7 separate regions of the Homo sapiens genome follow, and all the other regions are linked to region 7. The links are chromatin contacts, found by Hi-C or POLR2A ChIA-PET in ENCODE. All regions are on one chromosome and are shown on one strand. The core of a region is the stretch at or near the end of the contact, and the rest is flanking DNA. Distances in the headings are between cores, read along the strand shown. Region 1 holds the start of LTB4R2 (leukotriene B4 receptor 2). Region 2 has its middle 39 kb from the start of GZMB. Region 3 holds the start of NFATC4 (nuclear factor of activated T cells 4). Region 4 holds the start of IRF9 (interferon regulatory factor 9). Region 5 holds the start of CHMP4A (charged multivesicular body protein 4A). Region 6 holds the start of RABGGTA (Rab geranylgeranyltransferase subunit alpha). Region 7 holds the start of PARP2 (poly(ADP-ribose) polymerase 2).

The links. A loop is a pair of places that touch in the nucleus more often than their neighbours do. ChIA-PET counts read pairs that join two places held with the same protein, here RNA polymerase II (POLR2A). Pooled maps may share reads with other maps.
Region 1: a pooled map shows a loop between it and region 7 (4-fold over the local background). The contact joins the promoter of LTB4R2 here to the promoter of PARP2 in region 7. A Hi-C loop is called at or near these places in 4 of 50 pooled maps. POLR2A ChIA-PET finds 5 or more read pairs at or near these places in 3 of 52 experiments (GM10248, activated T-cell and endothelial cell of umbilical vein).
Region 2: a pooled map shows a loop between it and region 7 (7-fold over the local background). The contact joins the enhancer-like site here to the promoter of PARP2 in region 7. A Hi-C loop is called at or near these places in 2 of 37 single-sample maps with no recorded cell type and 5 of 50 pooled maps.
Region 3: a loop to region 7 is called in a map of chondrocyte, with 5 times the contacts of the local background. The contact joins the promoter of NFATC4 here to the promoter of PARP2 in region 7. A Hi-C loop is called at or near these places in 1 of 168 maps with a recorded cell type or tissue (chondrocyte), 1 of 37 single-sample maps with no recorded cell type and 5 of 50 pooled maps.
Region 4: a pooled map shows a loop between it and region 7 (10-fold over the local background). The contact joins the promoter of IRF9 here to the promoter of PARP2 in region 7. A Hi-C loop is called at or near these places in 3 of 50 pooled maps. POLR2A ChIA-PET finds 5 or more read pairs at or near these places in 2 of 52 experiments (A549 and AG04450).
Region 5: a map with no recorded cell type shows a loop between it and region 7 (11-fold over the local background). The contact joins the promoter of CHMP4A here to the promoter of PARP2 in region 7. A Hi-C loop is called at or near these places in 1 of 37 single-sample maps with no recorded cell type and 7 of 50 pooled maps. POLR2A ChIA-PET finds 5 or more read pairs at or near these places in 2 of 52 experiments (WTC11 and endothelial cell of umbilical vein).
Region 6: a loop to region 7 is called in a pooled map, with 9 times the contacts of the local background. The contact joins the promoter of RABGGTA here to the promoter of PARP2 in region 7. A Hi-C loop is called at or near these places in 4 of 50 pooled maps. POLR2A ChIA-PET finds 5 or more read pairs at or near these places in 2 of 52 experiments (B cell and activated B cell).

Annotation. Positions count from the first base shown.
Region 1 is chr14:24,308,841-24,312,667 of GRCh38, forward strand. It overlaps LTB4R2 (leukotriene B4 receptor 2), which reads left to right and starts at 1,300. Exons shown (of 2, transcript NM_019839.5): 1 at 1,300-1,415; 2 at 1,815-3,198. The coding sequence starts at 1,825. The coding sequence ends at 2,901. It overlaps NOP9 (NOP9 nucleolar protein), which reads left to right. Exons shown (of 10, transcript NM_174913.3): 10 at 1-284. LTB4R (leukotriene B4 receptor) reads left to right here and starts at 2,662. Exons shown (of 2, transcript NM_001143919.3): 1 at 2,662-2,964. It also overlaps a transcript of CIDEB not described here. RefSeq lists silencers at 2,146-2,245, 2,446-2,575.
Region 2 is chr14:24,671,676-24,675,442 of GRCh38, forward strand. No RefSeq gene overlaps it. Among named protein-coding and RNA genes, the nearest start is that of GZMB, 39 kb to the left of the region's middle. RefSeq lists enhancers at 1,366-1,415, 1,655-2,854, 1,746-1,795, 3,116-3,165. Within about 2 kb of position 2,001, at least 9 of the 41 ENCODE cell types and tissues checked have a DNase peak (open chromatin) inside an H3K27ac peak, as active enhancers do.
Region 3 is chr14:24,366,460-24,370,535 of GRCh38, forward strand. NFATC4 (nuclear factor of activated T cells 4) reads left to right here and starts at 1,725. Exons shown (of 10, transcript NM_004554.5): 1 at 1,725-1,981; 2 at 3,040-4,076. The coding sequence starts at 1,882. It overlaps LOC124903291 (a long non-coding RNA gene), which reads right to left and starts at 2,926. Exons shown (of 2, transcript XR_007064085.1): 1 at 2,788-2,926; 2 at 1-68. RefSeq lists silencers at 156-465, 2,184-2,563 and an enhancer at 3,526-4,076.
Region 4 is chr14:24,160,015-24,163,828 of GRCh38, forward strand. IRF9 (interferon regulatory factor 9) reads left to right here and starts at 1,251. Exons shown (of 9, transcript NM_006084.5): 1 at 1,251-1,324; 2 at 2,130-2,310; 3 at 2,952-3,135; 4 at 3,364-3,494. The coding sequence starts at 2,131. It overlaps RNF31 (ring finger protein 31), which reads left to right. Exons shown (of 21, transcript NM_017999.5): 20 at 225-393; 21 at 506-641. The coding sequence ends at 559. RefSeq lists enhancers at 978-1,367, 2,357-2,416.
Region 5 is chr14:24,211,256-24,215,106 of GRCh38, forward strand. CHMP4A (charged multivesicular body protein 4A) reads right to left here and starts at 2,233. Exons shown (of 6, transcript NM_014169.5): 1 at 2,154-2,233; 2 at 425-574; 3 at 160-337. The coding sequence starts at 2,184. NEDD8-MDP1 (NEDD8-MDP1 readthrough) reads right to left here. Exons shown (of 7, transcript NM_001199823.3): 5 at 3,237-3,344; 6 at 3,055-3,140; 7 at 2,688-2,896. The coding sequence ends at 2,769. It overlaps MDP1 (magnesium dependent phosphatase 1), which reads right to left. Exons shown (of 6, transcript NM_138476.4): 4 at 3,237-3,344; 5 at 3,055-3,140; 6 at 2,688-2,896. The coding sequence ends at 2,769. RefSeq lists enhancers at 1,642-1,761, 1,716-2,524, 1,952-2,451, 2,088-2,382, 3,537-3,851.
Region 6 is chr14:24,270,347-24,274,400 of GRCh38, forward strand. It overlaps RABGGTA (Rab geranylgeranyltransferase subunit alpha), which reads right to left and starts at 1,251. Exons shown (of 17, transcript NM_182836.3): 1 at 1,141-1,251; 2 at 767-823; 3 at 491-601; 4 at 1-112. The coding sequence starts at 769. It also overlaps a transcript of NOP9 not described here. RefSeq lists enhancers at 569-778, 1,519-1,598, 3,477-3,536, 3,577-3,706 and silencers at 969-1,258, 1,329-1,428.
Region 7 is chr14:20,340,847-20,344,899 of GRCh38, forward strand. PARP2 (poly(ADP-ribose) polymerase 2) reads left to right here and starts at 2,789. Exons shown (of 16, transcript NM_001042618.2): 1 at 2,789-2,841. The coding sequence starts at 2,796. It also overlaps RPPH1. RefSeq lists enhancers at 1,672-1,771, 2,702-2,871.

The sequences.
Region 1 (3,827 bases), core at 50-2,549, 4.0 Mb after region 7:
AACACAGAGTAACTTGATTGCCCTGTGACCTGGCCAGTTGCATTTCCCCTGCAGGCTTGAGCCCAAGCCAGAGCCTTGAAAAGGTATTCAGGTTGTTGCCCAAAACACTGAAAAAAACTGGCCCTGGCCCTGAACCAAATACCTTGAACCCTCGTAAACTCCATACCCTGACCCCCTTGTTTTGGATATACCCAGGTAGAACAACTCTCTCTCACTGTCTGTTGTGAGGATACGCTGTAGCCCACTCATTAAGTACATTCTCCTAATAAATGCTTTGGACTGATCACCCTGCCAGTCTTTTGTCTTGGGCAATCTATACTTTTCTCAGAGGTTCCCAAGGCCTACTGAAGGGACTTAACATACTCTTAATGGCTTTCCTCTCTCTTGTTTTACCTTATGCCCTCACTTCCTGAGTTAACCTCCCAAATACAGGATCACCTGTACCCAAGCCCTTAGCTCAAGAATACAGGATCACCTGTACCCAAGCCCTTAGCTCAAGCTCTGCTTTGGAAGAACCCAAACTAAGACAGTGCTCCTGGTGCCCTCCCCAAGCAACCTCAAGTTCTGGCTGTTACTTGAGCAGAGGCCTTTCTTTTCCCTTCCCCCAGCTCTATCCATCTGCCAGGCCCCCCTCAAATCTCTTCATTTCCAAGTTTTGCTTGACTTTTCCAAGAGGAGAGGGCTGCTTCTTAGTATGTCCCTACTCATCCTTTCCTTTCTTGTCTTGTATCCTGGTGCAGCCTGGTAATGGGGCCTCTTCATGGTTGTGTGTCATGACTCCCTAACCATTATGCCTCCATGCATCCCCTGTTCCTCCTGGAACCTAGCACCATGCCTTACATGGAAAAGCTGTCATTGACAGCCCGGTGAGAGCCCTGAGGGTGGAGTGACTGGGGCAGGGCCTGAGGCAAGAGGTGGGAGGAGGTAGGAGGCCAGGGGCTCAGCCGGACCAGGAGACTGGAAACAGGCAAGGATAAGGCAGGTGGGGGACTGAGTTGTTTGGGTCACCTCTGCAGGCCAGAGAGACCAGGCAACATACACACTGCAGAAGGTGGGCTGGGAGGATTGGGGCCAGAGCTGGGGGAGGGATGAGAACAGAAGCAGGACCAGGATTCAGCAGAGTCCTCCTATTTCCTTCCACCACCAGGGAATCTTACTGCCCCACTTCAGCTTGTGCTGTTTCCTGGCAAGGCAGGCTCTCACATGCCTGGACGCCTGGGTGCGTTGGTGATGGGAAGGAGCAGGGTGAGGGAGGGGCCCCAGGAGAGGCCCAGGATGAGCCTCATCTTGTCCCTCCCCATTCTTGTCTTACCCTCTGCAAATGTGATAGGCACAGGACAGGAGTAGGCACCTCGCCTACTGCTGCTTAACCTTTCAGCTTCTCCAGGCCCCCAATCCTGCTTGCTCCCAGCTTGGTAAGTAGATCTGTGCACGTCCCTTTACACCCCACCATCCAGTTTTGCCCAGATGTGCTAGAATGGGGCTGGACAAAGAAGGAGGGGCCAGACTAGAGGAGTGGTGGTAGAGATAGTGACAGCCTGGGGTGATGACTTTATGCCTGTTTACCACTGAGCTCTGGGAAGGAGGCCAGGAGTGGGGCAGGTCAACTGACTGGGAGCAGGGGATCTGGGTTCCAAGAAGGAGTTGTGTTTGAGGTGGGGTCTGGGTCCTCGTGGAAGTCAGGACTCCCAGGCAGAAAAGAGGCAGGCTGCAGGGAAGTAAGGAGGAGGCATGGCACCTTCTCATCGGGCATCACAGGTGGGGTTTTGCCCCACCCCTGAACGCCCTCTGTGGCGCCTTCCACCCACCTGTAGGCCCAGAAGGATGTCGGTCTGCTACCGTCCCCCAGGGAACGAGACACTGCTGAGCTGGAAGACTTCGCGGGCCACAGGCACAGCCTTCCTGCTGCTGGCGGCGCTGCTGGGGCTGCCTGGCAACGGCTTCGTGGTGTGGAGCTTGGCGGGCTGGCGGCCTGCACGGGGGCGACCGCTGGCGGCCACGCTTGTGCTGCACCTGGCGCTGGCCGACGGCGCGGTGCTGCTGCTCACGCCGCTCTTTGTGGCCTTCCTGACCCGGCAGGCCTGGCCGCTGGGCCAGGCGGGCTGCAAGGCGGTGTACTACGTGTGCGCGCTCAGCATGTACGCCAGCGTGCTGCTCACCGGCCTGCTCAGCCTGCAGCGCTGCCTCGCAGTCACCCGCCCCTTCCTGGCGCCTCGGCTGCGCAGCCCGGCCCTGGCCCGCCGCCTGCTGCTGGCGGTCTGGCTGGCCGCCCTGTTGCTCGCCGTCCCGGCCGCCGTCTACCGCCACCTGTGGAGGGACCGCGTATGCCAGCTGTGCCACCCGTCGCCGGTCCACGCCGCCGCCCACCTGAGCCTGGAGACTCTGACCGCTTTCGTGCTTCCTTTCGGGCTGATGCTCGGCTGCTACAGCGTGACGCTGGCACGGCTGCGGGGCGCCCGCTGGGGCTCCGGGCGGCACGGGGCGCGGGTGGGCCGGCTGGTGAGCGCCATCGTGCTTGCCTTCGGCTTGCTCTGGGCCCCCTACCACGCAGTCAACCTTCTGCAGGCGGTCGCAGCGCTGGCTCCACCGGAAGGGGCCTTGGCGAAGCTGGGCGGAGCCGGCCAGGCGGCGCGAGCGGGAACTACGGCCTTGGCCTTCTTCAGTTCTAGCGTCAACCCGGTGCTCTACGTCTTCACCGCTGGAGATCTGCTGCCCCGGGCAGGTCCCCGTTTCCTCACGCGGCTCTTCGAAGGCTCTGGGGAGGCCCGAGGGGGCGGCCGCTCTAGGGAAGGGACCATGGAGCTCCGAACTACCCCTCAGCTGAAAGTGGTGGGGCAGGGCCGCGGCAATGGAGACCCGGGGGGTGGGATGGAGAAGGACGGTCCGGAATGGGACCTTTGACAGCAGACCCTACAACCTGCTGCCCTTCCCTGTCCCTTTCCACCCCCCACCCACCCTCCAGAGGTCAGTGTTCTGGGACATTTGGGGACCCTTCTTTGACTAGAGTTTGGATCTGGCTGGGTAGGATTACTATACACTTGGGGCAGGCCCAGGCTCCTCCAAACTGAGGGATTATGAGGGTGGTGATGGTCCCTGTTAAGGACTATTGTGTGCTTGCAAGTTGGCATGTACCCATGTGCCAGCATTGCTTACTTGTTGCCAATAGCTGTTATTGTGAAATACACTGGGAAGCCATTAGATGATGACTTAAGTGTGCTTCCCCTGGTGGTTCTTCATGCCTGAGTTGTACTGAAGCCACCTAGTTCCCTGCTGGGTCAAGCCAGGCTGGGCAGTGCCAGCCTTCAGTGGCATCTTGACCTGCCCTCCTCAGCCCAGGTGCCCTGGTTCCACAGGCCAACCCATAGAACCACTCTGGAAATAAAGGAGAAAATGGAAGGAGAGGTATGGGAGCTTGGATGAGGGGTAGGAATGGGATCCATTCTCTGAGGCTTATAAAAGCCTCTGAGGAGGAAATGGCTCTGAAGGGGAAAATGAATCTGTGGGGTTTGAAAAGGAAGTTTTCCTGCCTGTCTTGTATTTGGTCCAGTGAGTATGAGACAGGCACACAAGGAGTGGACAGTGGTGTAGGGGCCCTGGGAGTCTGAGACTTACCTTGCCCCCTGACCATCTGATCCTCCCTGCAAAGGCCACCTGACGTGAAAAGGAGCCAGGAGCAAGCACTCAGTCAGGGAAGTTTGGAGGTTGGCCATTGGGGTATGAGGAATGGCAGGAATATTTAGAGGACAGGAATAATTTTTCAGAGAAGTGCCACATATTCTTTTTCTCTTTGCCAAGTCTGGGCTCCTTCTAAGATGCTGCTAGCTATT
Region 2 (3,767 bases), core at 751-3,250, 4.3 Mb after region 7:
TGTGTTTGTCTTCTTTAACTCAATGTAATGTCTTCAAGGTTCACCCATGTTGTAGCATGAATCAGTACTTCATTCCTTTTTAAGGCTGAATAATATTCTACTGTATAGATATATCACATTTTATTATCTATTCATCAGTTGATAGATATTACCCACTTTTTAGCTATTGTGTATAGTGCTGCTAATGTTGAGCAACTGTCAAACTCTTCATCATTTTACATTTACATTCTACCTTTTATATTCCTGCAGCAACGTACAAGGATTCTAATTTCTCCACATTCTTGCCAACACTTGCTTTCCTTTAAAACATTAATTTTTATTTTAGCTATCCTAGTAGGTATGAAATGGTATCTCATTGTGGTTCTGATTCCTGTTTCCCTAATGTCTAATGATATTGAACCTCCCTCTCCCTATCTGCTCATGTCTAGTCTTGTGACATTAGGAAGAGGCAAATTTATAGCTCATTTTAGAAACATAACTGAAGTTTGAGGCAATGCATTCTTGGATACCAACCTTAATCCTGGCTTCATTTATATTAGCACCCTTACTTCCCCTTTATTTTTAACTCTTCATTTAAAATTTTTATTTATTATGTGGTACAAAATTTTTGCAAGCTGCCTTTTTTATTTTTTAAAATCTAGAGTATAAGTAAATTTAAAAGTCCCATGTCATTTACCTCTTATCCTTTTTTAAAAAGCAAAACAAAACAACTTTTATTGTTTTCTTTAAACACACATAAACTAAATGTTTATTTTGGAAATTTACAAATTGGACTCAACACGTAAAAAAGTAAAAAGAGTAAAATAAAAATCTTCTATAAACACACCACTAACCATGGTTAGTATTTTGGCATTATTTTTTCAGTCTTTACCTATATACCTATATATCATCTCTCTAGTCACACTACTTTTTAAAAATGAGATTATATTATACATTCTTTTTTCATAACATACTATTTTCATCTAACAATATATCATGATCATTTTACCTCATAATTAACTATGCTGCCATGGTTGTAAATTTTTAAACTTTGATTTGCATTATCACTGGAGTTACCTATTAAAATAAAGATTCCAAGTCTACTCCCAGTGCTTCTGACTCCGTCATTGGGATCCACATCCAGAAATCTGTATTTTTTACAGGCTTCTGAGCGATTCTAATATGGGCCATCTTGGGCTCTTTGAGATTACTTCCACACTACTAATTTCAACTATTGCTGAATTTTTCATTGTGTGGATACAGCACTATTTATTCAACCAGTTACTTATTTGGGGTCATTTAGATTATTGGTATTTTTCATTATTTTATTCATCTGCTGAAAAAATCCTTATTCCTACAACTTTGCTGTCATCCATGACTGAGCATTTGTTGCTTATACCCAAACTGTGTGGTATGTTACAGTGATGGGGCTTGGTGAGTGCTCTTCTCATCATTGAATGGGGATTGAGATGCAGATGCTGGAGAAAGCCTCTCAAAAAGCCACATCAGGCCCTGAAATGTGATTGAGAGGACTTAGGGTTTCACAGGAGAAGTGGAAAGGGGAAGCAGCTCAGTGTGTGAGGAAGTGAGATTCAAATTCCGTGTGCTTGAACCTGGAAGCCAAAAGAGCTTATACACCTGGGGCCCAGCCAGCAGTCGCTTATTTCTCTAGAAACTAAGAGAGGGACTAAAATACTCCCTTTTGTTGAAAATTTCAAAGTGGGGGCATCAGCCTTGGGTCAAAAAGAAGGAATAATGGGAGGAGAGAGAGCAGAATGAGACAGCACAGCTTTCTGTCCCAGCACAGCTCATGAAAGAGAGGCCATGCAAAATGAAAGCATTCTTTGCACTAAAAATTTCTGAGAGACACCAAGGCACAAATAGAGTTGCTTTGGTGTTGAAATGTCAAAAGAGGTGTAGCCACCATTTAGGGATGTGACACATTGAGGTTTGGATGCTTTAAAGAACTTCAAAGAAAACGCAGCATCTTTTTGGGTCTTGATGGCCGGTGCCCTTTCAAAGAACATTAGAGAAGATGATGGCTCAGTGGTGTCACCACAGATAGTGCTGAAGTGCTTTGATGTAGCTTTGCGGGCTGTATCAGTCTCAGCAGGAAGAAGGATGAGTCAATGTCGAAGAAAGGAAAACCTAGTTCCGGGGACTGGCCAAGGACTTGCGTGTGAGAACTTGCGATGCATCTCCTTTGAGGGACTTTCAGGAATTATGTGGAAGGAGGGAAAAGGTGAGGATGTGAGTAGTGTACCTGGAATCCCAAAATTCTACATTAGGAATGGAGACAAAAGGCAGAAAAATTCAGGTCACTCATGGACCAGAGCTACAAGGGAAGTGCCCACCTAAGAAGTTGTAGAGGGCGGTGTGTGCTGGAAAGGATTGCTCATGTCCATGTGGGGTGTGTGATTACAGGAGTGGGTGAGGGAAAGGGTATCCTCTGAATCATTTATCAGAAGCCCCTCAGGGGCGACCAGAACCCCTAGGTTATTTCTTAGCAAACTCAGCCTCTTTTCTCATTTTGAGGTGGGTGAGGAAAACTAATTTTCCTCTCCGCCCCCATTTCTCCTGCTCCCCACCCTAAGCTCACTGAGAGTGAATGTTTGCCCCTGAAATAGAATCAGTTCTAAGAAAACTCCCTCGACATCCTGCTCCATGTCAAAATAAAATATGACTGTGGGTGGGGGAATGGAAAGAGGGGTGGTCGGGGGCTGAGGTCATTGCTGAGGATGGGCTGTCCTTGTGCAAAAGGAGCTTATGGAGTGGCCCCATGGAAGAAGCAGGTACATGCTGTAAGTAAAGCACAAAATCTCTAGGTGTCTGGGTTGGTCCCAGCAAAAGCCTAAGAGTGCCCAGAACCGGATGTAGCAGCTTCCTGTTTGCTATTTCACACAACTCTGCAAAGAGCAACAAGGTTTTTCAGCCATATCCAGATTACACTTGTCTACTTGAATTTATTAATTAATCTGGGGAGAATTACCATTTTTAAAACTTTGTGTGTTCCCATCTGTAACATTCAGCAATATTTTTGATTCAAGTGAGAGAAACCTGACATAGCAGTGCAAACAGTAACGGTTTCTGTTTCTTATATGACAACCAGTCTGGAGATGAGCAGTCCAGGGCTGCTGAAGTGACTGTGTAATGTTTCTCATCAGTGTCTTGGACTTCTGTATGTATATGTTGATATTCCCCCTTATGCTTATTGCTTCCTTGCCACAAGATGGTTGCAGCTACTCCAGGCATCAAGTCAGATTTGTATCAGGAACAAGGAAGAAGAAAGAGGGTTGATGCCTCACCCAAAAAGCAAAAGAAAAAATAAAATAACAATAAAATAGAAATGATCTCAGACTTTTGTTTACCTTTTATTGGTCAGAACTTTGTAAAATATTATGCCTATCTGAAAGAAAATTTAGCAAAAATATATTTTATACTCCTCTCTCCCTAAATTTTGAATTTTGTTCACAAAAAAGGTGATGCCAAGGTTTCGTATAGATAACTTGTAGCTCTGCTACACCATCCATCAATATTTTATATCTTTTCAATTTATTAAGTCTTCTTTTATGTTCCTTATAAGCTTTTATTATTTTAATCTGTACATATCTTACATCTCTGTTGGATTTGTTTCTAGACATCCTGTACTTTTATTACTGTTACCTTTAAAAATACATATTTTCATTGGTTGTTGTATAGGAATTGGTTTTTGTATATTGAGCTCATTGAGTATAATTAGTTGTACTAGTTTGTAGATTCTCTTGGGTCATCTATGTAGAGAAGATAGA
Region 3 (4,076 bases), core at 475-2,974, 4.0 Mb after region 7:
CTCGTCCTCCCTCCCCGTGGGTTTCTCCTTCCTTTATTTCCGAGATGAAGCTGGAAGGGAAATGTAACCTGAGGAGACCAACCAAAGGAAAAAAAAGAAAAAAAAAAGAAAAAAAAAAAAAAGAAAGAAGAAAATCAAACCAGGCCGCTTCCCCGCTCGGCCTCGGAACATTCTTCTCTCCCCGCCGGCCTGGGCTCTTCTCCCCGCCCCTCCTGTGTTGCGGCCCTGGGCTCGGAGCCGGGGCAGCTCCGCACGTCACTGGGGTCCCCGGGGACTGGGGGGGTGGTCCCCTGGGCGGGCCCGAGGGAGGACCGAGGGGAGGGAGGGAAGCCGCCTCGGCCGCTGCGGAGCTCCGGCCCGTCGGGCCAGCCCTCCCTTCTTTCCCCAGTCCCGTAGAGCCTGTTTCTCATTAGAGTAACGGGCGCGGTCCCCGCCCGGCTTCTGAGTGTTTGTAAACGTCTGACCTGGGGCCGTCGCTTAACCGTTTAGTTGCTGGGATGGGGCGGCGTTGGGGGTGCGGCCCTGAACCGGAGGGATTTAGAGACTGGAGACGCGGCCTCTAAGAGAGGTTGAAACTGTGTGTGTGTGGGAGAAAATGATAACCACCCTCCCATCTCTCCTACCCGCCAGCCTCGCCAGTATCTCCCACCGAGTCACGAATCTCCCATCTAACTCCCTCTCACACAACCCAGGCCTCTCCAAGCCTGACTTTCCCGGAAACTCCAGTCCAGGTCTTCCTTCCTCCTCCAGCCCAGGTGACAGGTGTCCAGCCTGTTGGGGGCGGGGGGGCCAAGGAGGGGGAAGAGGAGGGGAACCCACAGGGTCCGGAGGTTTCAGGCCCCTAGTAAACCTGGCAAGGATTTTTAGAAGAGCCGGAGTGGGATGCTATCGGGTCAGAGATTCATTCCAGACTACAGTTCTAGGGAGGAGGCTGCCAACTTCCCGTGGAGGCTAATTCACGGCCCCTCTGGGTGGCTGGGACAAGGGCAGCGGCAAAGCCTGGCCTGGATCTACGCCCATCAAGGGCTGTGGGCCTAGGGACAGTTCTCAAAGCCTCTTTGGCTCGGACTGCTCCCAGAGGCATCCAGGCTGGCTAAGCGTTCTTCATCTTTGGGGGTCCTGGAGGAATGGCTGATGGAGGCGCTGATTCGGCAGCGCAAAGACTTCCAGAAGGCCCGGGCAGAGTAGCCCCAGGCAAGGGAGGCGGAAGAATAGCCTTTTCCTCTTCCGAGCAACTCGGTGCCACTCTGCCCCCAGGACCCTCCTGGCCTCAGGCTTGGAGGGAAAGGGGAGGAGAAGTGGTTCTGCCTTGCTAGGTGCTATCTACACAGTCTTCAGAATTTAAAAAAGGGTCTTCCGTGGGCTCTCTACCCTGGGGGCCCAGGATGTGGCCCCTTTAAGGCTCTCGGACCCAGAACCTTGAACTGAGACTAGGGGAGGTGGGGGCTGGGCTCTCTGCGGGAAATGATTGTCACAACGGCGGACCAATAGGCAACATTAGTATCACTCTTGAAGGACCGTTTTCCAATTCAGTTTTTTTTTTTTTGAGGGGGAGGGACTGAAGAGAGGACAGAGGGAGGGAGGGTGGGGGAGGACGAGGGGCGCGTGGTTTTCCCATCTCATCCCTGGAGGAGGGGCTGGAGCATCCCCGGCAGCCAATCAGGGACAGGCTGGGGGGGGGACCGCTTTGAAGAAGTTTGGGGGAAAAAAGTTTGGAAAAGTTTCTATAATAACGAGGGGGCTTCTGGAGGGAGGCGGCAGCGACGGAGGAGGGGGCTTCTCAGAGAAAGGGAGGGAGGGAGCCACCCGGGTGAAGATACAGCAGCCTCCTGAACTCCCCCCTCCCACCCAGGCCGGGACCTGGGGGCTCCTGCCGGATCCATGGGGGCGGCCAGCTGCGAGGATGAGGAGCTGGAATTTAAGCTGGTGTTCGGGGAGGAAAAGGAGGCCCCCCCGCTGGGCGCGGGGGGATTGGGGGAAGGTTAGTGCTGGGCTGGGAAGGGGTCTTGGGGTCAGTGAGAGGAGGGCCGGGGATCCTGAGTCTGGGGAATTTAAGGCAGCGAGCCTAGGGTGGGGGGTGAGGGAGTCAGAGGTCGAAGGGAGTCGGGGGGACTCGTTGGCCTGCGGAAGTGAGGCTGGGGGCCCGGGCACCACTTTCTCCTTTTTAGGTCGTGACTGGGGTGGGGGTGGGGGTGCTGTTGGCTGTGCGCCGCCTCCCGGCTGGGCCGCCTGTCACTGAACTGGGGGGCGGGCGGGAACTACGGCCCCAACAGCACCAGGCGCCGCCAGGGGAAGGGGAGGTTTGGCGCTGGAGCTGGCCCCTGGCGGACCGAGCTCTGGCCCGGCCGACTGGACGCCCGGGGCTGGGGGCGCTGTCAGGCCTCGCTGGGGCGCCCCTCCCCCTCCCCCGTCTGGCCGCAATGAGAGGCAGATGGCGGGGACCGAGCCGGGGGCGGCGGCCGCCGCTCGCACGAATCCGCGCTGCCCGCTGCCCCCCTTCCCCCGGCTGGGCCCAGCACGCATCACCCCCTCGGCTGCACCTCCGCCCCTAGATGGCGAGGAGAGAGGGAGGAGCCACCTCCCCTCGTCACCACAGCCCTGACGCCCCCCTCCCCTCTGGCCACGGTTGCGATGGCAACTGGGGCTCCTGCCAGCGCCGTTTGGGGGTTTGGGAACCGCTGCTAATTGGGTTCATGTGTGAGTCGCCCCCAGTCCAGCCCAGTGCCTCAAGAAACACGCCTCCAGGCCCAGCCCCAGCTCCAGCCCCTCTGGACCCACCTCTCTCACCTTAAGACCCACTGGATCGGGTACCCTCGGTCCTAGGATCCAGGGGCCAGTGGGCAAAGGCCTGGCATGCCTGCTTCAATCTCCTCCATCTTCCCAGGTCCAACTCTGCTTTTGTCTTGTGGCTCAGAAGGTCTCTTTGCTGAGGGGCAGGGAGCATAGAAGGACTTGCGGCCTGGCCACTCAAGGAACATAGCCATCTCACCTGCTTCTCTCTTTCCCCCTCTCCCTCTGCTCCTCTTCCCATTTTGACAGAACTGGACTCAGAGGATGCCCCGCCATGCTGCCGTCTGGCCTTGGGAGAGCCCCCTCCCTATGGCGCTGCACCTATCGGTATTCCCCGACCTCCACCCCCTCGGCCTGGCATGCATTCGCCACCGCCGCGACCAGCCCCCTCACCTGGCACCTGGGAGAGCCAGCCCGCCAGGTCGGTGAGGCTGGGAGGACCAGGAGGGGGTGCTGGGGGTGCTGGGGGTGGCCGTGTTCTCGAGTGTCCCAGCATCCGCATCACCTCCATCTCTCCCACGCCGGAGCCGCCAGCAGCGCTGGAGGACAACCCTGATGCCTGGGGGGACGGCTCTCCTAGAGATTACCCCCCACCAGAAGGCTTTGGGGGCTACAGAGAAGCAGGGGGCCAGGGTGGGGGGGCCTTCTTCAGCCCAAGCCCTGGCAGCAGCAGCCTGTCCTCGTGGAGCTTCTTCTCCGATGCCTCTGACGAGGCAGCCCTGTATGCAGCCTGCGACGAGGTGGAGTCTGAGCTAAATGAGGCGGCCTCCCGCTTTGGCCTGGGCTCCCCGCTGCCCTCGCCCCGGGCCTCCCCTCGGCCATGGACCCCCGAAGATCCCTGGAGCCTGTATGGTCCAAGCCCCGGAGGCCGAGGGCCAGAGGATAGCTGGCTACTCCTCAGTGCTCCTGGGCCCACCCCAGCCTCCCCGCGGCCTGCCTCTCCATGTGGCAAGCGGCGCTATTCCAGCTCGGGAACCCCATCTTCAGCCTCCCCAGCTCTGTCCCGCCGTGGCAGCCTGGGGGAAGAGGGGTCTGAGCCACCTCCACCACCCCCATTGCCTCTGGCCCGGGACCCGGGCTCCCCTGGTCCCTTTGACTATGTGGGGGCCCCACCAGCTGAGAGCATCCCTCAGAAGACACGGCGGACTTCCAGCGAGCAGGCAGTGGCTCTGCCTCGGTCTGAGGAGCCTGCCTCATGCAATGGGAAGCTGCCCTTGGGAGCAGAGGAGTCTGTGGCTCCTCCAGGAGGTTCCCGGAAGGAGGTGGCTGGCATGGACTACCTGGCA
Region 4 (3,814 bases), core at 1-2,500, 3.8 Mb after region 7:
GGCATGCCCAGGCAGTAAAATGGGTCCTTGGGAGCAGTAGGTCTTGCAGTGGGTGGGAGGGAGGAGGCTTTCTGGGCAAGGGCATGGGTAGATAGTAGCAGGCAGTGTGGGCACAGGTGGGTTGTTAATCTTGTTCGTCCAGGTGTCTCAGAGTCCAGCTATGTTAGACACACTCAGTTAATATTAGCCAACACAACAAATATTCTGCTCCCTTTTCTCCCCAGGGCACACTACAAAGAGTATCTTGTGAGCCTCATCAATGCCCACTCGCTGGACCCAGCCACCTTGTATGAGGTGGAAGAGCTGGAGACGGCCACTGAGCGCTACCTGCACGTACGCCCCCAGCCTTTGGCTGGAGAGGATCCCCCTGCTTACCAGGCCCGCTTGTTACAGGTATAGCCTCCACCCAGCCTCATCTCTTAACCCACCCTACAGAAGTCACCTGGTGCTGACTGTGTCTGAGCTCCAGGCTTCCAATATCATTACCTTCTCTCTCCTTCTGCAGAAGCTGACAGAAGAGGTACCCTTGGGACAGAGTATCCCCCGCAGGCGGAAGTAGCTGAGGGCAAGGGTCCCGATGAGGGTCCCATGGCCTGCTCCCTCAGGAACAGCTCCAGCACCAATAAAGAGGCATCTTACCACCCAGGCTTCTTGGTGGTCCTTCTTCCTGGTGCCACCATCTAGGGGCACCAGGGAAAGAGCGGGGTGAACAGAGCTTTGCTGAAAAGGGCCCCCTGCAACCTAGTGCCTGACCCTCCCTGGACTCAGGACCAGGAAGGAGTTGACACCCTGGATGGTCAAGGGAGGCCCTCCCCATCCAGCAGCCTGGCCTGGGCTTCCTCCCTCCCTGCCTCCTTTTTTCCTTTCATAGAATTTGACTGGTATTTGAAGTCACCCAATATGTATCAGGTGGGCACTGTGGGGGAATGCAGATGCACAGGTGTACACAGCAGTCCAGAGGTCCCAGGCCTGACTCCAGGAAACTGGCCTCCCTGGGGAAGCCACGGTGTCACCCAGAGGTCAGATAGAAGCAAGAGTATCTGAGGGAGGCAGGGGAATGAGCCAGGCTGGAGCTGAGCCAGCAGGGCAGGGCCCCCCTGCTGCGACAGTGGCATCCTGATAGTGAGATGCTCAGATGCTGCTGCCCTCTAGTGGCCGCCAGTTCCCTGCAACTCAGACCACGTGATTTCTGGGAAAAGGCCCTCCCTGGAGGAGAACTGAAACTTAGGGTGGGGACTGTAGAAAGGGGCGGAGAGATCAGCCGCCCAGCCAGGAGTTAAGCTGAGGTCGTCTGAGCCCTGCGACAGCCTGGACAGCAACTCAGGTAAGATCAGCCAAGGATGGGAGTCAGCCTGGGATCTAGGGCTAGAAAGTCCAGCCAGATTGAGGGCAGGGGGTCCTAGGGGTCGCTCTGTTAGACTGAGGGATAGACAGAAGATCTCTTAAGTCAGGAAGTGGGAGATTCAGCCTGAGAGTGAGACTGACAAGGGCCAGCTCCCCAGACCCTTGTAGGCAAAGGTCAGGAGGACCTACTGCTGGATTGTTCAAGGAAGAAGGCTCCTGGCCCCAGCCTCAGTGGACCATTTGTTTCCTTGCCATCTGGCCCTGCCCACTTCTGCTGCAGCTCCAACCCCACCCCTACTTCCTGCCCCACCTACTCCTGGGGCCGGCAGGGGGTGGGGGTCAGGCTAGGTTGTGTAGGCTGTGGGGCGGTGGGTGAAGAGCCTGATGGATCTCAGCAGAACCTACCTCTGCTGATGCTCGGGAATCTAGACAGGGCCTGTCACCAGGAACGATCACCAAAGGAATTCTTTTGTAAACAATACATCTCTGAAAAGTCCTAAAATTAAGACCAGTGCCCAAGGTTTCCTTCCAGGTATCACAGCTTAGAGTGCTAAAAACAATGTTTTGGGGGGTTTTGTTGTTGTTGTTGTTGTTTGTCACTGCTAGTGATGGCAGAAAGGAAACAATTCTGTCCCATAGAGTGTTGAAATGTGTTTGGAGCTAAAAGAAGATGGATGGGATCTCTGGGACCTGTTGCCAGAATCTAGTCTCAATGGCCAGGGTCTCAGGAGATGTTCCCTCCCAAAGTGTCAGTTCTGATGCATCCTGCTCCTATTATCCCCCAGGATGGCATCAGGCAGGGCACGCTGCACCCGAAAACTCCGGAACTGGGTGGTGGAGCAAGTGGAGAGTGGGCAGTTTCCCGGAGTGTGCTGGGATGATACAGCTAAGACCATGTTCCGGATTCCCTGGAAACATGCAGGCAAGCAGGACTTCCGGGAGGACCAGGATGCTGCCTTCTTCAAGGTGAAAGGGCCTGGAAACCACTGTTCCTCTGTGTGTGGGATGGTGTATACACACTGGTACACTCATCCTCGAGCACTTGCGTCTGCCTGGGTTTCAGATAAGGGACAGATTGGAGAGGAAAACTAGCTGCATCATTTGCAGAGTCCAGTACAAAATGAAAATGTGGAGGCCTTGTTCAAAAATTTTAGGGATATTGGCCAGGCACGGTGGCTCACGCCTGTAATCCCAGCACTTCGGGAGGCCAAGGTGGGTGGATCACGAGGTCAAGAGATCAAGACCAGCCTGGCCAACATGGTGAAACCCTGTCTCTACTAAAAATACAAAACTTAGCTGGGCCTAGCGGTGCATGCCTGTAGTCCCAGCTACTCGGGAGACTGAGGCAGGAGAATCGCTTGAACCAGGGAGGTGGAGTTGTAGTGAGTCGAGATCGCACCACTGCACTCCAGCCTGGTGACAGAGTGAGACTCTGTCTCAAAAAAAAAAAAAAAAAATTTCCAAGGATTTCAAGATGGCAACGCAGAGCACAGACCCTGCATAATCCCTTCTGAGCTCAGAGCTGCACGCCTGTAAAGCCAGTCCTATTGGAGGGGCAGGTGGAGCCTGTAACACACTGCCTCTTCTTCCCTTGCTTTCTTTCCTAGGCCTGGGCAATATTTAAGGGAAAGTATAAGGAGGGGGACACAGGAGGTCCAGCTGTCTGGAAGACTCGCCTGCGCTGTGCACTCAACAAGAGTTCTGAATTTAAGGAGGTTCCTGAGAGGGGCCGCATGGATGTTGCTGAGCCCTACAAGGTGTATCAGTTGCTGCCACCAGGAATCGTCTCTGGTGAGTTTCCCCTTGTCCAACCACTGCTAGACTCAGCAGACTGGGGAGGAAGGATAGATGTGCAGGCTTCCCCCAGGCTTATAGCTCTGCCCTGTCCATGCCCTTGGGGGGCTGCAACCCAGGTTTCCCTTCCTAGACCTGCCCATCCTTCACTGCCTCAGACCTCTCCTTCACCCTCTGTCCTTGCTCAAGACCCTGACCTTTCTCTGTCCCTCAACAATTCCACAGGCCAGCCAGGGACTCAGAAAGTACCATCAAAGCGACAGCACAGTTCTGTGTCCTCTGAGAGGAAGGAGGAAGAGGATGCCATGCAGAACTGCACACTCAGTCCCTCTGTGCTCCAGGACTCCCTCAATAATGTAAGAGATGGAGAGGGAACTGGGTGGGCCTAAGGGCAGGACAGTAACCAGAGGGAGAGGTGGGCCAATGAAAGACACTGTGTCTTGGGAGGCCGAGGCTGGCAGATCACGTGAGGTCAGAAGTTCGAAACCAGCCTCGACCAACATGGTGAGAACCCGTCTCTACTAAAAATACAAAAATTAGCTGTGCGTTGTGGCATCTGCCTGTAATCCCAGCTACTCAGGAGGCCGAGGCAGGAGAATCGCTTGAACCGGGGGGCGGAGATAGCAGTGAGCCGAGATCGCGCCACTGCACTCCAGCCTGGGCAACAAGAGTGAAA
Region 5 (3,851 bases), core at 983-3,482, 3.9 Mb after region 7:
CGAAAGAATTTTATAGGAAGCAAGGGGCAGATGGATGTCTAGCCATCACAAGTATCTATACTGCAAATTCACATTCTGAGAGGCTTTAAAGTTTAAAGTGTGATAGCAAGCCACTCTTCCCAGTGCCTGGGTCCCCTCCACCCCTCCCCCCGTACCCACATGTCCTGGTAGGCCTTCTTCATGCTTTGGGCAGCAAGCTCCATGGTACGAAGGACTTCTGCATTGGTAGTGGCATTCTCAATGGCCTCACGCTGAAACTCCAGGGTGGATAATGTCCCGTCAGTTTGTGCCAGCTGCTGTTCGAATCTTTTCTTCCTCCGCAAAGCCTGTAGGGCAGCTGACCCAGCCCATACCCTGAACATCAAGAGTCAGAAGCACCTGCTTCCCATCTGGGCCCTCCCCATAGGCTTGTTTCCCTCATTACCTCTCTTATTCTTGGTCCCATACTTCTTGGCTGTTTGTAGCTCCTGTTGAATCTTCTGCTCCAAAAATTCCTGTTTCTTGATCAGTATCTTCTCTGTCTCCTTCAGTTTCTGTATTGCTTCTTCAGGGGTTGGCCCTTTCTCCTTCTTCCCTGAGGAGTCCAGTGGAGTAGGCCCAAATTTTGTGAAGGAAAAATATTAGCCACCAATCATTGAATACATAGTATGTGCTAGAGACCTGACTGTGTTATTGCTAATCCCCAAATCTCTACAATGAACGTGCTATCTCTTCACTTTAAAAATGTGAAAACAACCACAAAGATGTTAAAAATCACAACTAATAAGAGATTGTGCAGGAATCAAGATGTGGCAGTATGAGTTCTAAAACCAATATTCTTTTTACTATTCCTAGCTGCCTTTCTTTTTTTTTCTTTAGGCAGAGTTTCAGTCTTGTTGCCCAGGCTGGAACGCAATGGCGTGATCTCAGCTCACCTCAACCTCCGCCTCCTGGGTTCAAGCAATTCTCCTGCCTCAGCCTCCCAAATAGCTGGGATCACAGGCATGTGCCACCATGCCTGGCTAATTTTTTGTGTTTTTAGTACAGACAGGCTTTCTCCATGTTGGTCAGGCTGGTGTCGAACTCCCAACCTCAGGTGATCTGCCCGCCTCGGCCTCCCAAAGTGTTTTGATTACAGGCATGAGCCACCGCGCCAGGACTTCTTTTTTTGAGACAGAGTCTCGCTCTGTTGCCCAGGCCAGAGTGCAGTGGCATGATCTCAGCTCATTGCAACCTCCGTCTCCCGGGTTCAAGTGATTCTCCTGCCTCAGCCTCCCTGAGTAGCTGGGACTACAGGCACACACCATCATGCCCACCTAATTTTTTTTTTTTTTTTTGAGAATGGAGTCTCCCTCTGTCACCAAGGCTGGAGTGCATTGGTGCAATCTTGGCTCACTACAACCTCCGCCTCCTGGGTTCAAGCGATTCACCTGTCTCAGCCTCCCCCAGTAGCTGGGACTACAGGCGCGTGCCACCACAACCAGCTAATTTTTTTTTTTTTTTTGTATTTTTAGTAGAGACAAGGTTTCACCATGTTGTCCAGGCTGGTCTCGAACTCTTGACCTCAGGTGATCCACCCACCTCGGCCTCCCAAAGTGCTGGGATTACAGGCGTGAGCCACCGCGCCCGGCCAATTTTTATATTTTTAGTAGAGACGGGGTTTCACCATATTGGCCAGGCTGATCTCAAACTCCTGACCTCATGATCCACCCACGTCGGCCTCCCAAAGTGTTGCGAGTACAGGCGTGAGCCCCCGCGCCGGGCTAAGAAGGCAGTCTTTCTTCTTCACCTTAGATCCCTCTTGCCCAGCACAAAGTATTATAGAACAAGGTTTTGAAAATGGCTGAAGACAGCAGGAAACTCGTCTTCAAGCCTGAACAGTGGGAGTCAGCACGATCGCCACGCCCTCAACTCAAGTCCCCTCCCAGATCTTGAGTTCTTCCCTCTGAGAGTGGGGGAGGACGGCGGACGGGAACAAGGCGCCCCGACATGGTGTGCCTTTTGGCACCGGCGATGAGCCTTGCTCCGCCATCGGCCGCCGGGGTTTTCCAGTCAGCCTGTCTCCTGATTCTCTTCCCCTGCCCGGCGCAGCGGTCCGGCCGAATCTCGCCGGGGTCTCCTCTTCCCCTGCACCAGCCAGCGCCTCCTGGCTGGCCAGTCCCACCCTGGCTCACCCTTCCCGAAGAGCCTGCCGAGACCACTCATCGCGAGCTCGCCTCTCCCGCCTCCGCCCCTCAGCGTCCTCCAGACTTCCGCCTTGCTCCTGGGAGGGTGATGTCTCATCACACAGGGACCAGCCTTGCCCAATCCGTCCTCAGGGCGCCGCCGCGACATCAAGAGGCGCAAACGAGACCACCGGTGTCACGTGACCCAAGCCACCAGCCCCAGACCGACGCGCTCCTCTTAAAGCTGCCACATCATTTTCTATTAAGTAAAAAGACAGTTCTATCTCCACCTGAGTACGTGCTTGTTCTCCGGAAGGAAATGTGCAGTGTGATGGCACCTCAGTGTATGGGGTCAGTGGGAAAACTTCATGCTCTTTACAGAGCTCAGGAAAGTGGGGTGGTATAGGTTCAAGCACTTGGGGTTGCCCTAAGTTTAGATGGCAAACCTGATGCAGTCTAATGTCTCACATTCTGGTCTCTGCACCTCAGGACAACCAACCCCATTTCACAGGCTAGAAAAATAGAAACTCCCCACACTGTGGGTAAAATCTCTTCTGTCACACACAGATGAACTTTAATAAATTACAAATGCACCTGAAAATGCCTTCTTGATTTCCTTTCAGTTTAGGCCTCAAATGGGCTCTCCTCAAGGCTGGACCTCAAAGGCCCAGTTTGGGCCTTCGCAAATGTCTCTAACCCTTGACTTAGAGTTTGAAGATTCATTCCATTCTGGATGTGAATGCAGGTAACACCTAGAAAGATAAGAAGTCACATTTCATTAAGCTTTCAGGGTTCTCCATTATTACTCTGACCTTTGTGAGTGCCACCTATAGGGCAAACTATCCAACCTGTATGTATCTACCTAATCCCTCCTAGGGACCCCAAATGGCTGTTCCTCATCACTCAGTACCCAGTTTGCTGACGTCTACAATATTCCGCCTCTCATCATCAAAGAAGATCATCTGGGAGAAAGGAATTCCAGTCTTCTGCTGCAACCTATTCAAGACAGGGCAGGAGTAACCAAGCTAGTATCTTGGTTTCCCAGGCCTCTCTGATACTTTCTCACCCTGCTCCTCCCTTATCTCCGCATACCTCTCAAAGTGTGTGATCTTGCTGCCTGGATAGATTTCCCGATGAACAAAGTACCTGAAGAGGTCAAAGAGCTCCAGTAGCTGGTTGGCCCCTTCTATCTCACTTGTCCTGCAAAACGGTGTAAAAGATGGGATTAGCAAAGTGAAGGGCCAGGGCTACGTTAACTTATTAAGCAAAGTTAGTAAGTATAACCAGGGAAATCAACTTGCTGTTTTTCCGGGATGGACAGGCATCCTCAGCCTCTGTTTAACTCCATTGCCTTCCTATTTGACACAATTGGTGCTGGGCCAATGTTTTAGCTTTTGTTTTGAGACAGGGTCTAGCTCTGTTGCCCAGACTGGAGTGCAGCGACCCAATCACGGCTCACTGTGGTCACGACCTCCTGGGCTCAAGTGATCCTCCCACCTCAGCCTCCCAAGTAGCTGGGACTACAGGTGCACGCCACTACAATTTTTTTTTTTTTTTTGGTAGAGATAGGGTCTCCCTCTATTGCCTAGGCTGGTCTCAAATTCCTGGGCTCAAGTGATCCTCCCACCTAGGCCTCCCAAAATGCTAAGATTACAGGTGTGAGTCACTGTGTCTGGCCCCACTTTTTTTTTTTTTTTTTTTTTTGAG
Region 6 (4,054 bases), core at 1-2,500, 3.9 Mb after region 7:
GCTGCTGGAGCACCTCTCGTCGGCAGTTCCAGAGGGTGGCAAAATCAGGGTTGGCTCCCAGAATCTGGCTTGTCAGTTCCAGCACGGACTCATCCAGCTCACCAGCCTGGCGCTAAGAAGATAGGTGGCAGGGTTAGAGATCATATAATTTTCCCACTACAGGACTAAATAACGTAAACTTAAAACCATCCAATATTCTGTGAATCCCACATTATACAACAGGTACTATGAACCATGCTTTATGGCCTTACAGGTATTCTCTCATTTAATCTTCACAACAGCCTTATGCAGTAGGTGCAATTATTAGCCCCATTTTACAGATGAGCAAACTGAGGCCCAAAGAGATTCAGCAACTTGCCCAAAGTCATACAGTTATAAGTGAGATAACCCAGAATTGGATCTAGGCAGTCTGACTCTAGGGACCAGCTCTTGGCCTCTGCACTATACTAAGGGAGCTACTTGGGGTCGGGGCTACCTCTGAGGGCCCCACCTTCTGGAATACGGCCTGGGTGGCTGACTGGTATAGCTTCAGCTTCTGCTCTCGCTCTAGCCTTTTGGCCTCCGCCTGCTCTTCTGACGTCTTCACCTTCAGGCGTCCGTGCTACAAGGATGAACGGGTTGGAAGAGTGCAGGTTGCCTTGCAGAAGCTGACCTGCAAAAACCCCACACTGTGGAGCCCTAGGTTCATACGGGGCAACCATGGCACTGCCACTGGGGGTGAGGGCGCGGGCCTGCGGAGGTGAAGGGCTGGGCTCAGGGTTCTCACCATGGTGCCGGCTCAGGGTTCAAGACAGGGGAAGGGTCCAGTGGTAGCCCTTGAAGTCTGAGGAGAGAAGTGTCAATCACGTAGCCCCGCCCCTACTAGCTCCGCCCACAGCTGTGTCCGGAAGCAGCAAGCGTGCCTGGGCAGAGACCCCCAGAGTGTAAAGAGGTCCTGGGACAGGCTTTGCACGTTCCACAAGAGGTGAGCACCCGGACTAGGACTTCCATCCGTGTGGCCCTTCCTATAGCCCGATTCGCCCGGGCCAGAGCGCGAGCCGGGGCACCTGGGCGTTGGGGACCACTCTGCTCCCCAAAGGTTGCCGCTACCCGCCCGTCCCACGGCTCCCGGGCACCCCCGCCCCCCGCGGGCGGACCCACCTGCGCTGGGAGGAGGCGCGGGGGACGCGGAGCTGCGGCGCCCGCCACAGAGCCCAGGCGCTGGCTAGAGCGGCGCCACGTCCCGGCTCATCGAAACGCAGCGCACTCTGCAGGCTTGGGGAGGGACTTGCGGCGGAAGAGGCCGGCTCGGAGGCGCGTGCGCGGGGGCTCTGCGCTCGCTGTCCGGAAACGCCTCGTACCTGTTAGCCACCTGGTGTGTACGAGTGCGCACGGGCGACTGTAGCGTGCGTGTGAAATGGGGGGAGGACCATGCCAGTTGGTAACTCAGAGTGCAATGTAGTTAGTGGAAGAGGTTTCTCCAACAGCCGGAAACCCGCACCTTCACTACTCCACTGACCTCACCCTGGCCACACCGACAGCCTTCTAGATGTCAAATCTAACAGGGGGAGTTTCCTGTCATTTTCTCTAACCTCTGAAGCATTTGACGCTACCCATTTCTTTATACTTGACACCCCCATTCTGGCTTCTCCTCCTGCACCTCTGCCTCTCTCTTCTCATCTGTTCACCTCCACCCCTAAATGTTGGTGATCTCCAGGGCCCTTTCCTCACCCCTTTTTCACTTCACCCACTGTTCCTGGGAGAATGTTTAAATGTAAGCCTTCAACTGCTTCGAGTTGGAGCTCCTCAGAGCTGTTTTGGCCCACAAATCTGGCATTACACTTTCTCTGGGTGAGTTCATCCACACTCATTGTTTTAATTACTACCTGTAAATTGATGACACCCAAATTTATATCTCCAGCCCAGATGTCTTGCAAGCTTAAATAACAATAAATAATATACATGCACATACATATTCAAACACCTGTTGGATATCACCTGGTGTCCCAGAGACACCTCAAACTCCAAAAGCCAAAAGGTATAAATTATCTTTCATCCATCCTGTCTAAACATTGGCCTTTATGTTTTCTATTGTAGTGAATGGCACTATTTCCTCCTCACTTCTTAAACTCGCTTAAATACTCTTTCTCTTCCCACTGCCACTAGGAGTTCAAACTCCGAATTTCTTCTCCAGATTGTTGAAAGTCTTTTCAGTGTTCTCCACCTCATCCCTTGTTATCAGTCCATCCTCTGTGCTACTGAATCCATTTTTCTAAAATGCAGATTTGACGTCATATCTGTGCCTAAAAGTGCTGAGTGGCTCCTTTTCAGGATAGAATTGTAATCTCTCAGCTCAGCACATCAGACCTATTGGCATTTGGGCTCTGCCTACTCTCTGGCTGTATATCCTGCCTGACCCTGCCAAAAACTCTTCATGACAGCCTACAGAAATACTTGCAGTTTCCTAAATATGTTAGCCTGTTCCCTCTTGACTCTCCTTTCTCCACACTCCTCCTTTGCCACAGTAATTCCTGTTTATCTTTAAGATTTAACTTTTTGAACTCCACAGTACAAAGAAAAAAAAATGTAACTCAAGTGGCACCTCGAGGAAGTTCTCTAAAATGCCCCAGTCTGATTTGATAGACCTTCATATGTACTTTTAAAGACTGTGATTTTTTTCCCTGTGCCTACTGCAAAGAAGGTTTTCTGGTGGAGCCTTTATGAGGTTCAGGGTGGCTAGTGAGTGTGTGTGTACCACACGTACACGTGTGTGATGTCTTTGCGAATAGTGTGTCCATGTGGCATGTGTGTGTTTATAACTCACACCTGGGTAAGAAGGTAGTGCTTTAAATTTTTTTTTTTTTTTTTTTTGAGACAGGGTCTCACTCTGTTGCCCAGGCAGGAGTGCAGTGGCACGATCTCTGCTTACTGCAACCTCTGCCTCCTGGGTTCAAGCGATTCTCCTGCCTCAGCCTCTGGAGTAGCTGGGACTACAGGCATGCACCACCACACCCGACTGATTTTTGTAGTTTTAGAAGAGACGGGGTTTCACCATGTTGGCCAGGCTGGTCTCAAACTCCTGACTTCAGGTGATCTGCCCACCTTGGCCTCCCAGAGTGCTGGGATTACAGGTGTGAGCCACCATGCCCCGCCAGTGCTTTAAATCTTTATATATCCTTCACACCTCTCTCAGCCCCTGGAAATGTATGTAAAGTGTCCATTATATACTTGTCCTTTCCTAGATCCTATAACAAATTCTCGAAAAGAGACATTTTTCCTATCCCTGTGTATTTGTAGTCCCAGTGAGGAAAGAGTTAAGCCATTTATTGGTTCTCTTTGTGCCAGCCACTGTGATGGGAGTTTTGCATACATAGGAGGGATGTGCACACACACAGAATTACAGGTAGGAGGCAGTAAGCAGAGTGATTAAGAACATGGATCCTGGAGCCAGACTGCCTGGCTACAAATCCTAGCTTTGCCACTTGCTTGTCCCAGTGTGACCTGGGGCAAGTTACTTAACTTCTGTATTGCGTTTCCTCTATGTCTGAATTTCTTCAACAGTAACATAGGAAAAATATTATCTAGCTGCTGCAGTTGAAGTTAATCTGTTGAAGTTAAGCTGAAATAAAAGAATCTATGTAAAGTGCTTAGAATAGTGTCTGTACTAAGTAAGGGCTCAGTATAGTAATAGGAAGCTGAGGCTCAGAAAGATTAAGTAACTTGTTGAGGGCCACCCATGTAATAAGTGGCCAAATGGGACCTGTGTCTAGTCTGGTCCAGCCCTCCCACCTCACCACCAGCCTTCTTTTGTTGGTGGTCACCTCCTTCTCTAGCTTCCTGCTCTGTGCACACTCATAGGCGCAACCAGATACTTGGGAACACAGATGCCCTCAAGTGCAGATTTGCCAGGTACAGCCTTGCATCATAGTCACTAATCACATTGTGATTAGCAATCTTGAAACTGGGAAGGTTGAGTCAAGCAGGCTTAAGAGAGGAAGTGAGTCTCATGAAAAAATCTGCATCAGAGAAGGCAGGGCTTGAGTTTTGGAAAGAGCGGGCAGGAAGGGTATTTCAG
Region 7 (4,053 bases), core at 1,539-4,038:
CACCTCAAAATGTATGTATTTGAAGAACTCTCATTATCTCAGAATCTGCCTGTATTTGGAGATAGGACATGTAAAGGGGTAATTAAGATAAAATAAGGTCATACGGGTTGGGAATAATCCAATATCACTGATGTCCTTATAAGAAAAGGAGATTAAGGGCCAGGCACCGTGGCTCACGCCTATAATCCCAGCATTTTGGGAGGCTGAGGCGGGTGGATCACTTGAGGTCAGGAGTTTGAGACCAGCCTGGCCAACATGGTGAAACCCTGTCTCTAATAAAAATACAAAAATTAGCCAGGTGTGGTAGCCCACGCCTATAGTCCCAGCTACTCAGGGGACTGAGGCAGGAGAATCGCTCAAGAACCTGGGAGGTGGAGGTTGCAGTGAGCCGAGATCTTGCCACTGCACTCCAGCCTGGGCAACAGAGCAAGACTCTGTCTCAAAAAATAAATAAATAAATAAAATAAAGGAGATTAGGACATAGATGCACAGAGAGGAAAGACAGCATCCATCTACAAGCCAAGGAGAGAGGGAGGCAGGCCTTAGAAGAAATCAGCCATGTCAAGACCTTTACCTTGGGCCTCTAGCCGCCAGAATTACGACAATGTATGTAGTTATAGCAGCCCTAGCAATACACTGTGTGATCTTGAATAAATTAAATTTTTCTAAAGCTCAGTTTCCTCAACTATAAATGGAGATAATAACATATGCCTCATGAGGTTGTTGTGAGAATTAAATAATGTATGTAAAGCTCATAGCATAGTAAGAACTAAATAAATTCTGGCTATTATTCTTATGAAGATTAAATGAGGTTATGCATGTAAAGCATTAGCTCAGCCTCTAGTACACAAGAAAGTTCTACTAAGTATTAGCTATTTTTAATAAATTTTCATTTCATAAAGGCTTATATTTTTCCTATCTCCAAAGTATTTCCTTTTAGACCTAGTCTAATTTATTTGTGTCATAATTAAGTCAGATGTAACAGGCTTTGTACCGCTGAAACAGGTTAAGCAATCCTATCCAACAACATTTATTGAGCACTTACATTTTGTTAGATTTATTTCCAACTACTTGATATGCTTTGGTGTTATTGTAAATGCTACCTTATCCAAAAATTTTATTTATAGTTGTTTGAAGCTCTTTTATAAGCATGGAATTTATTTTCACACGCTATTTTCTATCAGTCTTGCTAGGCTTTGTATTAAGGTAAAATTTTTATCCTGTAGTTTCTTCTAGCTTTTAAAATATTCATAATCAAATTACATGCAAATAATGAGATTTTGGGTTTTTTCTTTCTAAACTTTACATCTTTTGATGAACAAAAATTAAAATGTATCAATTTTTTTTTCTTTGTTTTTTTCAGACGGAGTCTCACTCTGTCACCCAGGCTGGAGTTCAGTGGCGGGATCTCGGCTCACTGCAACCTCCGCCTCCCGGGTTCAAGCGACTCTCGTGCCTCAGCCTCCCAAGTAGCTGGGATTACAGGCGCCCGCGACCACGCCTGGCTAATTTTTCACTTTTTTTTTTTTTTTTTTTGTAATAGAGACGAGGTTTCGCTATTTTGCTCAGGTTGCTCTATAACAGATACTATGCTATCCTAACAATATGTTTCTAAATGATATTAGTGCCAAAACCAGGATTACCCAGTGATTTTGTTAATACAGGCTTATTGAATCGGAGGGTCTGGGGTGGGGAATTTGCTTAAGTATGCAGTCCCCATACTCGGTGATTCTCATGAAGCCAAACATTTGGGCGCCCCTCACCTGATGTCACCAAGAACCAGAAGACCAATTAGAATTTTCGTGGGCTTCCTGCCCCATGGTTCCCTCTGTTCCCAAAGGGTTTCTGCAGTTTCACGGAGCTTTTCACATTCCACTCGGTTTTTTTTTTTTTGAGACTCGCTCTGTCGCCCAGGCTGGAATGCAGTGGCGCGATCTCGGCTCACTGCAAGCTCCGCCTCCCGGGTTCACGCCATTCTGCTTCAGCCTCCCAAGTAGCTGGGATTATAGGCGCCCGCCACCACGCCCGGCTAATGGCTAATTTTTTGTATTTTTTTTTTTTAGTAGAGATGGGGGGGGGTTTCACCGTGTTAGCCTGGATGGTCTCGACCTCCTGACCTTGTGATCCGCCCGCCTCGGCCTCCCAAAGTGCTGGGATTATAGGCGTGAACCACCGCGCCCGGCCCGGTTTCGTTTTGTTTTTTTTTTTTTTTTTTTTTTCCAAAAATGGGCGGAGGAGAGTAGTCTGAATTGGGTTATGAGGTCCCCTGCGGGGTACCTCACCTCAGCCATTGAACTCACTTCGCTGGCCGTGAGTCTGTTCCAAGCTCCGGCAAAGGAGGCATCCGCCGGGCCCCTCCCCGAAGGGCGGGGTCCACGGCATCTCCTGCCCAGTCTGACCTCGCGCGGAGCCCCGTTCTCTGGGAACTCACCTCCCCGAAGCTCAGGGAGAGCCCTGTTAGGGCCGCCTCTGGCCCTAGTCTCAGACCTTCCCAAGGGACATGGGAGTGGAGTGACAGGACGCACTCAGCTCGTGGCCCCACTGATGAGCTTCCCTCCGCCCTATGGGAAAAAGTGGTCTCATACAGAACTTATAAGATTCCCAAATCCAAAGACATTTCACGTTTATGGTGATTTCCCAGAACACATAGCGACATGCAAATATTGCAGGGCGCCACTCCCCTGTCCCTCACAGCCATCTTCCTGCCAGGGCGCACGCGCGCTGGGTGTTCCCGCCTAGTGACACTGGGCCCGCGATTCCTTGGAGCGGGTTGATGACGTCAGCGTTCGAATTCCATGGCGGCGCGGCGGCGACGGAGCACCGGCGGCGGCAGGGCGAGAGGTTCGGAGCTCAATATCGCGGGACGGCATGCGGGGGGCGGGCAGTCAGAAAGGAACGATGCCACCTACTGTGACCCCCTTCCCCTTCCAGCTCCCTATAACCTGCACTTGGCTACCAAACCAGTTGGGGTGCTAAATTTTGTAAATTTCGGTTTTCAGAGCTTTGGGGATTACATAATTGTGCATAAAGCCTTGCGGAGCTGTAACAACTAATGTGCCAGTACTGTTGTTAATACCTAATGTCATCCAATTTACAAAAAGTAATTGTAAGGCACACCATTATTTTATACACAACAAAGGATAAGCACTGAAAATGGTGAACTGTGATTCACTGCTTATGTCATCCATTGTAAGATGCATCCCAGTTCCAGAGAGTAAAATGCGAGTCTTAGACCTATTGAGATACGGTATTATGTGTATAATGTTCTTAAATGCATAGGTGCACCCTATAAATTAGGTTCTATTGTACTTCTCTAGAAGTACAGTATTGTACAATATTCTAATATTGGAGTAAGTGAAGTAGGAAGAGATCAAATACTTCTCCAAGTTTCCACAGAGAAAAGCAGCAGAGCTAGGCTCTAAATTAGGCACAGACCCTTGAGCACTTAACTAACCTTTATCCCATACGGCCTCATGTATGAGGTGGGTATTTGGGGGACATTGGGACACAAGTAAAACAGATAAGCAGGCCTCAATCTATGAGCTTACAAGACTCCTGGGACTCCCTTTTATTTTGTTTTATTTCATTTGGCTAGAATAGCAATTTAGGAAGAATTACACAGACTGTTACACAAAAGTAGTGTGGGACAGTTGTTATTGCCTCTGTAAACTTAGAAAATTATCTTAAACCGGCGGGGTGAGGTGGCTCACGCCTGTAATCCCTTGGGAGGCCGAGGAGGGCAGATCACTTGAGGTCACGAGTTCGAGACCAGCCTGGCCAACATGGTGAAACCCTGTCTCTACTAAAAATACAAAAATTAACTGGGCATGGTGGTGCACGCCTGTAATCCCAGCTACTCAGGAGGCTGAGGCACGAGAATCACTTGAACCCAGGAGGCGGAGGTTGCAGTGAGCCAAGATCGCACCACTGCAGTCCAGCCTGGGCGAGAGAGTGAGACTCCACCTCAAAACAAAAAAAGAGAGAAAATTATCTTAAACCATTTCTTTAAAAGATTTTTTTCAATCTTTAAAATCTACACGTATTCGGGTGTGT